Regions from separate parts of the Homo sapiens genome. Here region 1 is linked to region 2. Evidence: read pairs that join two places in POLR2A ChIA-PET (ENCODE). Cell type or tissue: A673. All regions are shown on one strand. Each heading gives the region's core, and the rest is flanking DNA. Links, peaks and the distances in the headings are about the cores only.

The links. ChIA-PET counts read pairs that join two places held together with the same protein. Peaks named below come from ENCODE experiments on the same cell type or tissue, not always from the same donor. Only the 100,000 strongest peaks of a DNase experiment are listed, where the experiment ranks them.
Region 1: POLR2A ChIA-PET joins it to region 2 with 11 read pairs; 1 of 35 experiments calls an interaction of 5 or more read pairs at or near these places.

What each region holds. Positions count from the first base shown.
Region 1 is chr1:64,912,112-64,915,028 of GRCh38, forward strand. All of the region lies in intron 1 of JAK1 (Janus kinase 1), which reads right to left. Among named protein-coding and RNA genes, the nearest start is that of JAK1, 53 kb to the right of the region's middle. In A673, for the core only: no CTCF peak of the experiment used is centred there; a DNase peak (open chromatin) is centred at 1,690; H3K4me3 peaks cover 692 bases; H3K27ac peaks cover 2,409 bases.
Region 2 is chr1:65,074,023-65,076,939 of GRCh38, forward strand. No RefSeq gene overlaps it. Among named protein-coding and RNA genes, the nearest start is that of MIR101-1, 17 kb to the left of the region's middle. RefSeq lists silencers at 1,504-1,553, 1,574-1,623. In A673, for the core only: CTCF peaks have their summits at 1,560 (motif pointing left) and 1,762; a DNase peak (open chromatin) is centred at 1,529.

The DNA.
Region 1 (2,917 bases), core at 304-2,803, 160 kb before region 2:
TACCTGGGAGCTTTTTAAAAATATATGAATTCCAATCCTTACCCTACATCCATCAGGGTCTCCGAGGCTGGAACCCAGAGTAGACAATTTTTTGAACTCTCCAGGTGATTCTGAGGCCCATCTGTTCTAATGTCAATCCAAATCTGACCCACCCAAGATTTCCAAGGTAGACACAGCTAGCCCCTGACTCACTAGCAACCACAGTTATGTCATTCTACTCTCTCCTTTGCAACCCACACATGATTTCTTCTTACTGATTTTCTTTTTCCATCCTCTACAGTGCAGTAGCATCCTGCATTGACAGGCAGTTAAGGGCATACACATTGCAATCAGAAAGCTGTGGGGCAGATCCTAGTCACTCCTTTCAAGACCATAACCAACGTCTTCTAAACTAGTCTATGTCAAAAGATAGTAATGGTCACGATCATAACACCAATAATAAAAGCTGATATTTGCTAAGCACTTACTATGCCACTAACAATGCTAATCACTCTACATGAATGATCTCAATTGCCACATTAACCCTGTAAAGCAGGACTACTCTCATCCCCATTTTACATTCCGGGAGAACTTTGCCAAGGTCATACTGCTGGGAAGCGGCAGAACAACAAAAAAAGGTCCATTTCTGAAAGGTAAACCACTTCTTGTAAAAGTACTTCTAAAAGGAATCAGCAGTCCTTCTGGAACATGAAACATTTAGGCTTTGAAGATGCATCAAAGGTAATTTTTTCCAGTGTGTGATTTGGGGCTTTGCTGATTGGCTGGCTGGAAAGAAACTGGATTCAATGTTTCAAATGCAACCTCATACCCCAAATATTTATTACTCTCTAGCTGTTCCACTGGATAAGGTAAAATGAGCTTCCACTTAGATCTGTTTAATTGGTAGGGTGGCCATATACATATAAAAATTATATATAAGTTTTTTTGAGACAGGTCTCACTCTGTCACCCAAGCTGGAGTGCAGTGGCACAATCTTGGCTCACTGCAATCTTGGCCTCCCAGGCTCAATGCTGAATCCTCCCACCTCAACGTCCAGAATAGCCGAGACTACAGGCGTGCACACCATCACGCCTGGCTAATTTTTCTATTTTTTTGTAGAGACAGGGTCTCGCCTTATTGCCCAGGCTGGGGTGTCCATATAATTTACTGTACCAACTAGGAGATATTAAAACATCAGGAACTATTCATAACTATGCTGGGAAAATAGGAATAGGCATATACTGGAACATATGACCACCCTACTGACAGCAGAATTCAAAGACAATAAATGGCAAGTGAACTGCCATGGACTCACTCAACACCATGGCTCAATTTCACTCAATAAATAATTTTTGTGTGCCTACAATGTGCCAGCCTCTGTGCTAGAAATTGGTCATACAATGATAATAATTCCTATGAACCAGACACTAATAGAACTGACTAATCATTCAATAGTTACAACATGATAAGCTTCGTATTAAGGAGAAAAATCAAACTGCAGAATAATACATATGGCAAGATTCCATTTGGGAGGGAGGGAGGGAGGAAGGGAGGAAGGAAGGAAAGAAGGAAGGAAGGAAGGAAGGAAGGAAGGAAGGAAGGAAGGAAGGAAAGAAGGGAGGGAGGGAGGGAGGGAGGGAGGGAGGAATTGAAAGGAAGTGTGTGGGAGCAAAAATAATCTTCTAACTCCATATAAGGGTGGATCAGACGAGGTTTCACAGAGAATGTCCTGGGGCTGGGATTTGCAGAAAAATAGATATTAAATAACAGAAATAGGTGGGACTGGAGATAGCACATTTCTGGCAGAAATAAGAGCACAAGTTTGAGAGCATGTAGTGGTCCTTTCACAAAGTGCACATTGGTGCACTGGAGGGTGCGTTGGGGGGTGAGTGGCCAGACATGGGGCTACAGCAGTGGACAGAGGCAGGCGTGGTCAACCCTCTAGACCATGCTGAGTAGCCAAGACTCTACAATGCAGGTTAGAGGAGGCCAGTGATTGTTGATTTTGAGAAAGACCAATGTCAGGTCATTTTGAGAGCAGCTGACAGAAGGCAGAGACCAGCAGTTTGGAAGCAACTGCAATGGTCCAAATAAAAGATGATGTTGAACCAAACACTATGAATCCCCTACCTCAGACAAGGGGCCAGGCACTAGGGATTCAAAAATAAACACGATCTACTCGCTGCCTTATGGAAAGTGAGGTTAAATGAAGAGGGAACAATTTTAATATAAGAGAATGACCATAGATGCTTCAAATAAAAGGTTTAAGTTAAACAATGGAATGCTTCTGACTCTAAACACTTTGAGAACTGCTAAAGAAAAAGCTAACACAAAGTTTAGAGGTTGTAAAGTCCCAAAACAACGAAATAAACAGCTGAGGAGAAAAGAACCTTTCTGAGACAGAACTATCCAAGGCTGACCTCTTTTATTAAGTGGTTGTAAGGATAACTGGGAAGTATCTGGGCAAATACATGGTTTTGTTTTGTTTTTTTGAGACAGAGTCTCATCTGTCACCCAGGCTGGAGCGCAGTGGCGTGATCTCAGCTCACTGCAACCTCTGCCTCTGGGGTTCAAGTGATTCTCCTGCCTCAGTCTCCTGAGTAGCTGGGATTACAGGTGTGCACCACCATGCCCGGCTAATTTTTGTATTTTTAGTAGAGATGGGGTTTCACCATGTTGGCCAGGCTGGTCTTGAACTCCTGACCTCAAGTGATCCACCCATCTCTGCCTCCCAAAGTGCTAGGATTACAGGCATGAGCCACTGTGCCCAGCCAAACACATGGTATTTAAAACACAACTATAACTATAGTATTGCAACTTGGGGAACGTGTGATGGGTGGGTCTTTCCTCAATACAAGATAAGGCACAACACTATTTAATAAAAAAAGCTCTCTGATTTTTTAAGTCTGATCCAACTTCAAATCCCACTTACTAGCTA
Region 2 (2,917 bases), core at 278-2,777:
GTTGTTCTCACTGATAAGATCAGAAAGCACAGTACTGCAGCCAGACTTTCAAAGCTACCTGAGGTTAATATACATAATTCCTGGCTGGGCCATTTTTAAAAAGGGATAGCTGCAAAATTACCACAACTACATTTATCTTAGAATAGAGGGATATTGTTTGGGGGCAACTCTTTCTTAGACTGTTTAAATCATTCCTGGTTAGGTTAAAGAGACTTTTAGGTTTCTGAGGTTTCACGTCAATTTCAGAGGTAAGCAAACATAAAATAAAAGCTCTCTCACTGCTATGATTTTGTTTTACTCTCCTTTTCCCTAAATGGTGAGCAGATTAGTCTAATATTCAGATTTCACTCTAATAGCCTGCTTTGACAATCTGGGAAACACTAGATTCCAAAGAAAATAAGGAAATATATATACATATATGTATATATAATTATGGTCCAAACGGAGTGGAAAGAATACAACACATGTAAGGAATTCTTTTGTTACAGGTACTCAGTCTAGTCCTCTTCTGCCCATTTCCTTCCCCTAACACGTCTTCCCTAACTTACAGCTGCCTCATTCTTTTTTTCCTTCTGATAGAGTTTTGCTGGTTTTGTTGATCTTGGAAAGATCAGTTTCAGCTCAGTGGTGCACAAAAGCTGGATTGGAGAGAATTTAAGAGAGAATAATAGGAGAAGAGGAATTAGAGACAGCTAGTATAGACAACTGGCTACAAGGGTTACAGAGAAATAAGAAGGTAACCAATAAGGGAAGTGCTGTCAAGAGGAGATTTTTGTTTTTGAAATGGTTGACACAACAGCATGGTTGTATACTGATAGAAATGATCCAGTAGAGGAAAAATTGATGAAGTAGGGTAGACAGGGAGGATTTGCTGGTCTAGTGTTCTTTATTCTGCGAGAGGGGTGAGATCTAACGCACAAGTGGAGGCTTTTGCATGGCTGCACCAAGAGTGCTTCCTTACTGACAGGGAGAAAGGCAGGGCCTAAAGCCGTACCCCTGCATGGATAAGTGTGCATGGTAAGAGTGAATGGAAGTTCTCTTCTGATTCTTCAGTTTTTTCAGTGAGGAAAGAAGCACAGTCGACAGCTGAGAGTGAGGATGGGGGAGAAGAGAAGAACAGAGATGAAAATGTCCATGAATAGAGTAGGAGAGTGAAAGGACCAGGGAAATACAGGACATTTGCTGGGAAAATAGCAAGGGCCTACTTAAGTTCCTAGTGATACCTTTAAAGTAAGACCAAACAGCTTGGTGTGTGTGTGGGTGGGTGTGTTTGTCTATCTGTCTGTCTGTTTTCCATCTATGACCAGCTCATGGGTACAGAAACAGTATGGGTGGAAAGTTGGATTTAACCGGAGTTGCAGTTTTGCCCACCAGCATGGCAGAATTAAAGTGGTCAGGGAGTTCAGGGAGTGATTATACAGATCGACTCTGAAATTTAAGCTGGTTAAAGATGGAATAGAGGGCTTCAAATGGCTATGGCAGTTAAGACAGAAATGGTGCCTCTGATGTGCCTCCCTTTGGTCTTTGCACGACTGGCTCCCTCTTGTGGTTCAGTCATTCTGTGCTCTCACCCTTTTAACTGCAGAGGACTTAACGTTGTTTTCTTATTACTTTCTTCTATTTATCCACCCAGCTATGTATGCTCTGTGCTCTGCTTTACACTATTAGAATATAAGCTCCATGAGAGCAAGCACCTTGTCAGTAATGTTCATTGTTTTATAGCCACAGCACTTATTTGACTTATTTGGCAGAGTGAAGACAACAAGTATTTGATGGAAGAATGAAGAATGACTAGGACGTGATTATAAGGCCTTCGCCATCCTGTGCATGGTCTTCTACATGTGCTCCTGTTTGTCAGTTTTCTGTTTCTAACCTCCACCAAGAGAAAGAAGATGCTTCCCCAGGGTTAGGGTTACTTGCTAGTCAATCCACTCCAGGTCTCCCTCAAGGCCTTCCAAGGCTCTGGGGAGGAGAACTCAAGGAGAAATTTACCCCAGAGTTACTGAGGCACCAGATGTTTCAGAGGCCAGCCAAAGAGGAAGGAGGTGTCATAAGGGCATAATTGCTTTCCATTTTGTTTTGAATTTTTTTTTTTTTTTTTTTTTGAGACAGGGTCTCGCTTTGTCACCCAGGCTGGAGTGCTGTGGCACAATCATGGCTCAATGCAGCCTCAACCTCCTGGGCACAAGTGATCCTCCCGCCTCATTCCCCCAAGTAGCTGGGACTACAGGCCCATGCCACCCTACTCAGCTAATTTTTGTATTTGTTTGTATTCTTTTGTTCCACCATGTCACCCAGGCTGGTCTTGAATTCCTGGGCTCAAGCAGTCCTCTTGCCTCGGCCTCCCAAAGTGCTGGAATTACAGGCATAAGCAACTATGCGTGGTCTATTTTGCTCATTTCTTACTGGGTTATTTTCTTATTGCCGAATTTTAGAAGTTTTTAATATATTATGGATGCAAGTCCTTCATCAGATGTATGTTTTGCAAATATTGTCATTTCTCAGTGGTGTCTTTTGAAGAGCAGAAGTTTTAATTTTTATAAAGTTTTAACTTGTCAGCTGTGTCTTAGATTGTTCATGCTTTTTCTGTCATGTGCAAGAAATCTGCCTAATCGAAGGCTGCAAAGATTTTGTCCTGTTTTATTCAAGTTGTTGTATATAATGTGAAGTTAAGGTCAAATTTCATCTTTTTGCATGTGGTTATTCAGCTGTTCCAGCACCTTCTGTTGAAAAGACTATTCTTTCCCCACTGAATTATTTGGCACGTTTCTTGAAAATCAATTGAACCAAAGCGTGGGCCGCACAGTGGCTCATGCCTGTAATCCCAGCACTTTGGGAGGACGAGGAGGCCAGATCACCTGAGGTCCAGAGTTCAAGACCAGCATGGCCAACATGGCAAAGCCCGTCTCTACTAAAA